Linked DNA regions of Homo sapiens: region 1 is linked to region 2. A link is a contact called in ENCODE Hi-C or POLR2A ChIA-PET data. All regions are on one chromosome and are shown on one strand. Each heading gives the region's core, a stretch centred on a gene start or an enhancer-like site at or near the end of the contact. The rest is flanking DNA. Distances are from core to core; before and after follow the strand shown. Region 1 has its middle 270 kb from the start of SATB1-AS1. Region 2 overlaps SATB1-AS1 (SATB1 antisense RNA 1).

Region 1 (5,058 bases), core at 1,092-3,591, 210 kb after region 2:
ATAATAATAAACATAAATCTCTCTTCAGCAGGCCCTAAATGTCGCTCAGTGGCCTAAGGGCTATTATGACTCCAGTGTGACTAGGCCCCGCTGTGGCCTTTTCTAAGGCAAAGGAGTTGTGGGGTGGGGGGCAAAAACCTCTAAGCTTGGTACACAATAGAACATAACCTCCTTCTCTCCACTGGTTTTCATAAGAAGCCAGTGGAGATCTGTCAGGGCAAAAGCTTTCTACAGAGCCTCCTAGAATGGCAACGCCTGATGCCTAACACTTTTACTGGAGAGCGCCTGGCAGGCATAATGAAGTCAGTAATTTTTCCTGCTTGCAGCCTTGAATTAGGCCACATGGTAGAGCTTTCTAGGCTGGTGAAAAAAAAGTACTACAGAACTTTAGAAAAATGGTAACGCCTTATTAAATTATTTGAAATCTCTGGAGTTGCATCTCTTTTATGGCTCCAAATTGGTATACCTATTAACTTAAGAGTGTTCAAATTTTTCTAAAATATTATTGTATTTAAGACATAATGCCATTCCCAAACTGCACATGAATTACAGAGCGTCAGGGAAAGAGAGAGAGACTCACCATTTCCAGGCTTAAAAACCTTTACCACAATTAGTAGTTAGTAGCTTTCAGAAACATTTGCTGGATAAGTAACCACGGTCAAATCGCATCATTTTGCCCCCACCCCTCCTCCTCTCCTTTCTTTTATTCCACGGTTTTGAGTGCTGGTCTAAGAGCTATAATTTCATCTTTAGGCATATTTCTGCAGGCATCTTTAATGAGGCATTTGATTTGTCCAGTCCTGCTTCCCTGAATTCAGCCATTTAGGGATTTAGGGTTGGGAGAGTGTGAGAAGAAGGGAACATGGAATACCACCATGATGCTGAGAAAATACAATCTAAGGATTCAAAGAGATTGTGAATTATCTTCTTTCCCCTTTGGGCAGGGCTATATCTAATAGCATTCTAGATAGATAATTTTCCATTTTCAATTATTTATTGCAAGCCTATTGTGTGCCATATATATTTTCAGCATGAGAGGTACAAAAATGATTTTATCCTATTTTTTGAAAGCTTTCAGATATGTAAGAATTTCAGTAGTTTATGAACTCAGTGTAGGAGTAATTAAATACCCTACTTTTATTATTTAGCAACTTTGTACCTGAAAATAAGAATGAAGGAAAATACACCGTTTATAAAAAACTGAAGTTTTGCCTATCTTGTTCACTTAGTTCTGGACACCCTTAGTATGCCCTTAATAAGTATTTGTCCTATACTTAAAAACCTTATGGGAAAGAAAGACATTTAGATAATTCTCTAATAATTGAAATAAAACAGTTGTGCTGAAATGAATAAAATATTTGTAGAAAAATTAAATATTTCCATACTGAAAGTAGGAATTATTTTCATTGTCTGACTGTGTGTGTACAGAGTCACCAATGGGTTACTTTGCTAAAATTTCTAAGTGGAACTTGGAGCTCATTGTGTCTGAGAAACAATGTTGTTAGTGGTAGTATAGGTCTCTAATCTATTCCACAAAATCCTGCAATACAGCTTTTTAATGTATTAAGTACTTTTTTTTCCCACAAAATGGATATGTTTTTAAGTTAAATAAAAAACACTGTGTGTGTGTGTTTGCGTGTGTGTGTGTGTGTGTGTTTTACTTAACTGTTACTTGTGAATAGTCACTTGAGAAAAGCAAGTTTAATTAGGAAGTATATGAGGATATAGGTGCATATGAATTCAGCAGAAATTTGGAAATGGATTTTTCAGCCCTGTTACTGGCTTGAGTAGATAAGAGCATTTGTTTGTTTCGTATTCAGTGGACAATAGGATTCCTACCTTAAATGTATTTTGTTTTCCTTTATTCTGTTATGTTGGTAGAAATACCCTTTTATTTATCAAGTAATATTTTTGGTTTACCAATGAAATAAAAGGCAGAAAAATGAAGAAAAAAGAGAAAGCCTCTCTGAGAAGAATAGGAAATGATTGGAATTAAGAGATCAAGATGAAAGAAAGAAACTATGGAGGAAGTCAGAGTAGTAAGTGATGAAAATAGTCAAATGTCCAGTGTTTGCATGCCATCTCCTAAGGGGGCAAAAGAACAGTAGTAGAGAAAAGAACCTACTGAAGTGAGTGCTGGGAACACTCTAGGTAAGCTCCATTGGAGAGTGTGGTCAGCAGGGCCATGTGCAAAAGGGAAAGTGCATTCAGTGGGAGAAAATAAACTGTCTGAGAAGTGAATGGCATTTGCCATAAGTGTGGCTTATAAGCTCGTTGGGAAAAAAAAAAAAAAGAGAGATCGTTTTGCATTTTTCTTTGAAGGTTGACAGAGCTTACTGTTCTGAGTGCTGGCTTCCCTTACCCTAGCGGAAATAAGACGCCTTTAGTTTGTTAAGCTGGTGACTGAGGACTGACTGTATTGCTCCAAAGCTAGAGGTTGGCAATGTTGAAGGAGCAAAGGGGAGGTCTACCTTTAGGAAGAATTACATTTCCTGGAACTGGGAGGTTGGAGATTGTGTGTGCCAAGGTCTGGGACTTCTGATGAGGAGGCGCTGTGGATGCTGGGCCTTAACACAAGTGGTGGTGGCACTGAGAGCTGTGACAGGCTCTGGAGGCACATTTGGCATAAGGGAGCAGATACTGCAAAGATTCAGCCTTTCCGCTCCCAAAGGGTCTTTGTCAATTCAGGCAAAGAGCATTTCAGATGTGACTCCAATGAACTGCAAGCTAGAGGTTCCCTCCAATGTCCCTGGGTTGCCATAGCAGTAGATTTCCTGTAAGATTTCAAGTGAGGGGAAAAGCCACACTCCAAAATGACTGAGGTGTGATTTCTCAGAACCCCTATGTGTGGGTAATGCACTACATTTAATGTAAATTAGAAAAACAAAAACTATATTTTGCTGTTGGCATGTCCTGACATGCTTGTTTTTATAATTTTACTAGATGTGCAGTGGTCCATTAAAAATACATAGAATTGTTTTGAGTATTTTGGAATTTTATATAAATGACATCATACTGTTAAGAGAAATGGGATGAGGGAGTAGAGTGTGTGTACTGTATTATGTATTTAGAAAAAGATCTGAAGCGAATATAGTAAAATGTTAACATTTGTTAAATCCGGTTGGTGGATATACAGGTGTCTTGCAAGTTTTTATTCCTGTACTTTTCTGTATGTCTGAACATTTGGTTATTTTTTAAAAAATAAAGAAAAAAAACAGAGAAAAACCAACATAATATTTCTGGACTCCAAGAGTCATGGAATGTTTAATATTAGTTTTACTTGAAATATTTGTAAATTGGTTTGTTACAAGTCTTGAGGTACTTTCACAGCTTGAGTGGAAGCCTTGCCTATTTGATGACATACTAACGTTACCAACTGAACATGTCCCAAATAGAACTCTTGAACTTTTACTACCATACCTGGTTTCCACTTCTCCATTTCAGTAAAAGTTTCAACTATTCATTCAATTACTTAAGCCAGAAATCTAGCAATTGTCCATGATTCCTCTTTTCCCCCAACTTACCAAATTCAAGTCATTGATTCTGCCTCCAAACATATGCATCTGATCCAAAATTTTATACTGATCTCTGCTGTCACCTTCTTTTTTTTTTTTTTTTTTGAGACGGAGTCTCGCTCTGTCGCCCAGGCTGGAGTGCAGTGGCGGGATCTCGGCTCACTGCAAGCTCCGCCTCCCGGGTTCACGCCATTCTCCTGCCTCAGCCTCCCAAGTAGCTGGGACTACAGGCGCCCGCCACTACGCCCGGCTAATTTTTTGTATTTTTAGTAGAGACGGGGTTTCACCGTTTTAGCCGGGATGGTCTCGATCTCCTGACCTCGTGATCCGCCCGCCTCGGCCTCCCAAAGTGCTGGGATTACAGGCGTGAGCCACCGCGCCCGGCCTGTCACCTTCTTATTTCAGACCATCTTCTCTCCCCAGAATACCACAACAGCCTCCCAGCTAATATCTCTGATTTGACTCTTTCCATACCAATTCCTTCTCTAGACATTGGCAAAGTGATTTTCTTTAAAAAATTGAAATTAGATAATTTTATTTCTTGCTAAAAGCTTACAATGACTTCCCATTGTGTTCGGGGTAAAATACAAATATCTAACCACAGCCTACAAGACCCAGTATGATCTAACTCCTGTCCATATTGCCTCACTTATGCTCCAGCTCTTATTAGTTACAGGAACACACCAAGCTCCTTCCCATCCTACGGACTTTTACTCTGTTCTTTCCTCTACTTGTAACCAGACTTTGCATAGCTAGATCCTTCCCTTTCTTAGGTCACAGCTTACATCTCTTGCTGACCACTGTATTTCAAGTGGATTCCTCTTCTTTTATTCTTTATTAATCCTTATTTTTTCACAGAACTTATCACAGCTTCCAATTATTTTATAGTATCGATTGCCACTTGCCATTAGTTTTTGACCATCCAAGATCTAAATTCCCATATATTTAGAGATTCTCCTATATAATGAATCTAAGCCTATCCTCAACATGGAAGTCACAAGTGCAAATACTGACTTTCTCAGAGTCTTCTGCATCTTGGACACATGACCTAGATCATACCATTCAGATCATTTTTCCCCAACTTTGACTTAGAAGCTAGTGTTGTTATGAATTTTGGTGAGAGAGGTGGCAGCAGCAGCAACAGCAGTTAAATCCATTTTTCAGAAACTGCAGAGCCTGTGGTTATGATGAAATTGGTACACTGTCCAGCTCTAATGTGGTGAGAAGCTCAAGGCTGGATATGTCTGTTCAACAGTGGCAAATGGGATGCAATCACTGGATCTGTGGCATGAATGAGGGCCTATTCCTCATTGTGTATTATCCAATCCTGTTTTCTTAGCACTCTTTGTGATTCTATGGGTTATGCAAACAAATGTTTTTTATTTTCTTTTTTAACAAATACCTTTTCTGCTTAAGTTAACTTTCATTGGTTTATGTTTTCTTTTCAAGATTGGGACTAGACTGAAACACATAGGCACAAAATTTGAGAAAGCACTCATTATTTACTATTTTGTCATGAAGTTTCAAACTTGGGCTTGCACAT
Region 2 (5,043 bases), core at 971-3,470:
AGAATAATACTTCTGAGGTGGCATCTCAGGCATAGTCATTTTTTAAAGGAGTTCTTACTTTCTGGGTATGTTTTGCTTAGAGATAAATATGTTTATCCTCCGTTTTAACACCAAAGAGATGGCTGTAAAAACAGTTGGATCCAAATGTTAAAAGTAAAATGGGAAATTCTCTTTGAGCAGAGTGTGCAAGGAAAGCAATATTTTTGTACAGTTTGCTATTGTTTTATGAATCTTTAGTATAATAACACCCTGATGTTTTACTCAGCTCATTTATGTGTCTGCATATTCACTCCGAAATCCAAAATGTCATTTCAAACATTCCCAGACATGTTAATTCCTTTAAGTTGGTGTCAACTATTTCATATTTCCCAACTTTATCAAGGTATAATGGAATGAATTACAATTTCTAGTTCTTAGAAACAGCTAGAAAATTTGTTCAGCTTGGTGTTTAAAAAAAGCAAATGGCCAGTCCTTAGTTTCTGCTTCCTCAACAGTTTATGACTTTGCAGGAGTTATTTCAATGACTTCTCTTGGTAACTGCCAAGCCATCTCCTGCATTTGATTTAGTTTCTAGGAGACATTTTCTAGAAAAAGAAGAGAATGCTTGCAACAAAGATGGCAAATAGAATTACTGAATGTAACCCTTTCCCTGTAGGAATCTTGATGGGAGTAAGCAAATGTTTGATTGGTTTCACCAACCTGGGTCAAGTTGCTATGTGGGTGACTCTCACCTGGAGATCTGGTGTGAGAGACTGAATACTGAAGTCTTGAGAGCATGGTGGGAATGAAGGGCTGAGACAAGGGCACCAAACTCAGAAGAACTTAAAGCAATGTCAGGAGCTGAGATGTGGAACCTGGAAGCTAAGGAGAGCATGACAGTTTGGGCTGAAGTCCAGGTGGTCAGACAGAAATTCAGTGTGCATGTAGTTATGGGCATTCTAAGGTTAGGTTGGATTCATTTATAGGACTTTTGGGTGAGCCTAAGACACAAGATTCACATTGGCTAAACCCACTTACTATATCTTAGGATAACAAATTTTATCCTTTACATAAAGATAGTATCTTTAATTTGTTTCAAAACTATGTCTTGAGCTTCATAATGCATTGAAGAAGGGGATGAGATTAAGTTTAGAATATGCTCTATTTCCTGTTGCAGGATTTAAATTATGAATGAATGAGTGTGTGAATTAGATCTATTTATAAGTTAACTGTCTCCATCTCCTTTGTTTATAAAATAGCTTTATGTGTTGATTTCATGACAGAAAAACTCAGCCTTGAAGGTTTTCCCAACAAAACTATAACTTTCACTTAAGTTTTTCATTTTCTGACTCCCATACACCCCCAACCCACCCTCACAAACACACACACACACACACACAAGCACACATATTTTACAGTTAAGTATAAGATATCCCTCTGGAATTTCATTTTTTAGGGTTCTCTAAATTTTTTCAAGCTTCTCTCTTTTTTTAAACTTCTGTTTTTGGTTCTATTCCCAGAACCCATATACACCTCACCCAGAGTTTACCTCGAATCCACTAATTTACTGCCCTAGTCATGAAATGTAACTTATTCAATAGGTGAGGTTTTTTTTCCTCCTGAGAATCCCAAAAAGAAAAATCATGAAAATTGCATTTATTGGTCAGAATTTCCACGTTTCAAAGTTCTGATATTTTAGTATCTGATCAGGAGAGAAAAAAGTCTTTCACATGGAAATTAAATGATTTATACAAATTAGTTTGAAATTTGAGATAGAAATAAGATCATTGAAATATATTCAGAGATTTAGCCTGAAAATAACTGAGTCTTGAGGTCATCATCTGAAACAATGTGCCTTATTATTTTGAAATAATTATAAAGATGGTTCGAGTAAGCCTATAGTTCTAGAAAATTCCTTATAGAGTTACTATAAATACTGAACAGTAGTCTTTGAATCATGGGGATGAATGGGTTTCATATAAGTCATTCACAAATGGCTCAGTGGACAAATTTTATCTCAGAAAGAGAATGCCCCATAGGAGTTAAAATTATCATGGCTGAGAATTCCTAGATGATGTCACCAGAATCTGAAAACACTACTGTGGATGCAATAATGATGCTATCTGCATTTTCTGGGTCTAACTTCTGACAAGGAATCTGAGTTTTCTGGCAAGCAGAATGCACATCAGAGTACACAAGGGGCATGTCTTGGCAACTTCCACCTGAGCACACATGCACGGCTTCCTGTTTTGGTCTGATAGCTTCCCCTGGGCTTTTGTTAATGCAAAATTACCCACACAGAGATGGGTTGCCCATGCAAAAGAGTAGGTGTCTTATTTTGGGAAAGTTTGCTTCACATTATCTTTGTTGTTTTATTCTACTAACCCTATTTCCTCTTTTATTTTACACTAGCGTTTTAAATTCACTTCATTTGTCTGTGAGAAATACTTCCCCCCGCCCCCTCACTTCTTAGGCTTATTTCTCTTGTTATCTGTTTTCTTTTTCTTCTCTAGGCACTGCCTTATTACTGCTTCATTTGTTTGCAATATTAATGTCTGCTAAAATGTCTTAAGATATACAATGTTAATTCATTTGCTCAATGATTTAAAAATATTTGTGAGTCTCTCACTCCTCCACATGTACATATACCTTGGAGGTAGGACAAAGGTGCCTTAAATATTCATTGTACTTTCAGGTTTATACAGTTTGGGTTGGGAGTTATACTTTCACAAACTGTGGTACAAAAATAAAAAGTGATGGCTTCTATAAAAGGTAATGATGAAATGCTATGAGGCATTTTCTCATGTGCTTTTTGGTCATTTTGTGTGTGCGTATATATATATTCCTTTGTGAAGTGCCTGTTCAAATCTCTTGCCCATAATTTTCCACTGGATTAAAAAAATTGCATTATAGAAATTGTTACATAGTCTAGGTACAAGTCCTTTGCATGTATATATTATATGTACATACATGTGGCTTTTAAACCTATTTTCTTACGATTTTAATTTCTGTGAAGTCTACTATATCTTTATGCTTTTCCTTTAATAGTGAGTGCTTTCTGTGTCTTGTAAAAGGAATTTTTTGTTATTCTTAAGTCACTAAGATATATGCCTGTGTTTTCTTTGATGTCTAGGTCTACATAATAAATCATTAGAGAAATGTGAATTAAAACCAATGAGTTATTACTACAGAGTCACTAGAATGGCTACAACTAAAAGACTGACAATACTAAGTGTTGTTGAGGATGTGAAACAAGTGGAATCACCATACACTGATAATGAGAGTATAAAATGACAAAACGACCTAGGAATTAGTCTGGCAATTTCTCATGTAAACATACACCTGTCCTACGACTCACCATTTATGCTTTTAGGTTTTACTAAAAAGAAGTGAAGACATGTGTCAACAAAAAGATTTGTACAAGAATGTTTAAAGCATCCTTATTCATAATAGCCAGTCACTCCAATGTCCATCAATAAAACAGTAGATAAACAAACTTTGGTTTATTCATATAATAGAATATTACTTGGCAATAAATATATACAAATTACTGATATACATAAATAATATAAATTATTCTCAAAATGCTGAGCTAAAGAAGTTTTCCACAAAAGAGTATATGCTATATGATTTCATTTATATGAAGGGCCAGAATAGGTAAAACTCACCTGTGATGAAATAAAGCAGTGGTTCTGTGGTCTGAATGTTTGTGTCTCTCTCAAATTCATATGTTGAATCTACTTACCAGTGTGATGACATTAGGAGGTGGGGACTTTGGGAGGTGATTAGGTCAGCAGGACAGAGCCCTCATAATTGGGATTTACTGCCCTTAATCCCAATTAAAAGTTTCCAGAAATCTCTCTTGCTCCTTCCACCAAGTGAAAAAAACAGCAAGAAGGCACTATCTATAAATCAGAAAACAGGCCCTCACCAGACATTGAATGTGCTAGTGCCTTGATCTTGGACTTTCCACCCTCCAAAGCTGTGAGAAATAAATGTTGTTTATAAGTCATTCAATTTGTAATATTTTGTTAGGGCAGTGTTATGCTGACTGTAACAAGCGGGGATTGACTGGAACAAACAAGGAGGAAATGTGCTTGAGCAATGGAAATGTTATATATATAGATAGGAGTGTGAGTTATACAACAGTTTATCTTCATCAACACTGGGGGAATGCACATTTAAGATTTGAGCATTTCATTGTATGCAAATAATACCTCCTTAAAACAATGAAAAAGTTCTAGAGGGCAGATTTTGCAATTAATTGATTAGAAATATGGCATATTGGTTTACATATTGGGTTATACTCAGAGTCTCAAACCATAGTTCTGAAACTTATTAGCTGGCAAAGTCTGGTAAGTAACATAACCTCCCTGAACTTGTTTTCCCTTTGCACAGCTAGAATAATACCTTCTTTAAGAGATGTTATAGGAATGTATGTAAAAGGCTTATCACAAGGGCTGACATAAGAAATTACTTTATTGACTAATTCTCCTCCTTTTTGTCCTTCTTCTTGTTTATTACTTAGTAAAGTGTCAAATATGGCTGTCAGGTTTTGGTTGCTGCTGTTTGTGAAGATGATAAATTGTTAACAGAAATACAGAGCACACTAGTAAGATCATACCTGGGAGAGAATAATGAGTCATCTAATGAATTTGAGACAAATAGGGATGTCCTGAATGTAGTGTCAATAATGGGTCTTGAATTTGGGAGAGAAATCAGAAAAGGAGCTTTGGATCTGAGGTGTGCTGAACAGATACACCAGATCTCTGGGGATGGGAAGGGTCTGGAAAGGTGTGACTTGTAGTATTTGCTGGTTTCCATGCTGTAAATACTGTGTCATGACCAATTTAAAGTTACCAAACCAGATTGCAAAATTCCTGAATGTTTATCAGTCAGCTCTTTTCAGCTGGTGACTGCCACCTCCAGCAAACTGCTAGATCTGAGTCATCTGCTGAGACAGAGAATGAGAAAGATACAATTATTTTCTCACCTTACACCAGGTCTTCTTGCTTGCAGGATACATTGAGTTTAATTAAATTATTTTGCTATGAATCCCCATTT

Evidence for each region. Hi-C counts contacts between places; a loop is a spot of excess contacts on that map. ChIA-PET counts read pairs that join two places held with the same protein, here RNA polymerase II (POLR2A). Pooled maps may share reads with other maps.
Region 1: a loop to region 2 is called in a pooled map, with 2.2 times the contacts of the local background. The contact joins two enhancer-like sites. A Hi-C loop is called at or near these places in 4 of 50 pooled maps. POLR2A ChIA-PET finds 5 or more read pairs at or near these places in 5 of 52 experiments (OCI-LY7, activated CD4-positive, alpha-beta T cell, activated CD4-positive, alpha-beta memory T cell and 1 more).

Annotation. Positions count from the first base shown.
Region 1 is chr3:18,710,735-18,715,792 of GRCh38, forward strand. No RefSeq gene overlaps it. Among named protein-coding and RNA genes, the nearest start is that of SATB1-AS1, 270 kb to the left of the region's middle. Within about 2 kb of position 2,342, at least 2 of the 41 ENCODE cell types and tissues checked have a DNase peak (open chromatin) inside an H3K27ac peak, as active enhancers do.
Region 2 is chr3:18,497,256-18,502,298 of GRCh38, forward strand. All of the region lies in intron 4 of SATB1-AS1 (SATB1 antisense RNA 1), which reads left to right. Among named protein-coding and RNA genes, the nearest start is that of SATB1-AS1, 55 kb to the left of the region's middle. Within about 2 kb of position 2,221, at least 4 of the 41 ENCODE cell types and tissues checked have a DNase peak (open chromatin) inside an H3K27ac peak, as active enhancers do.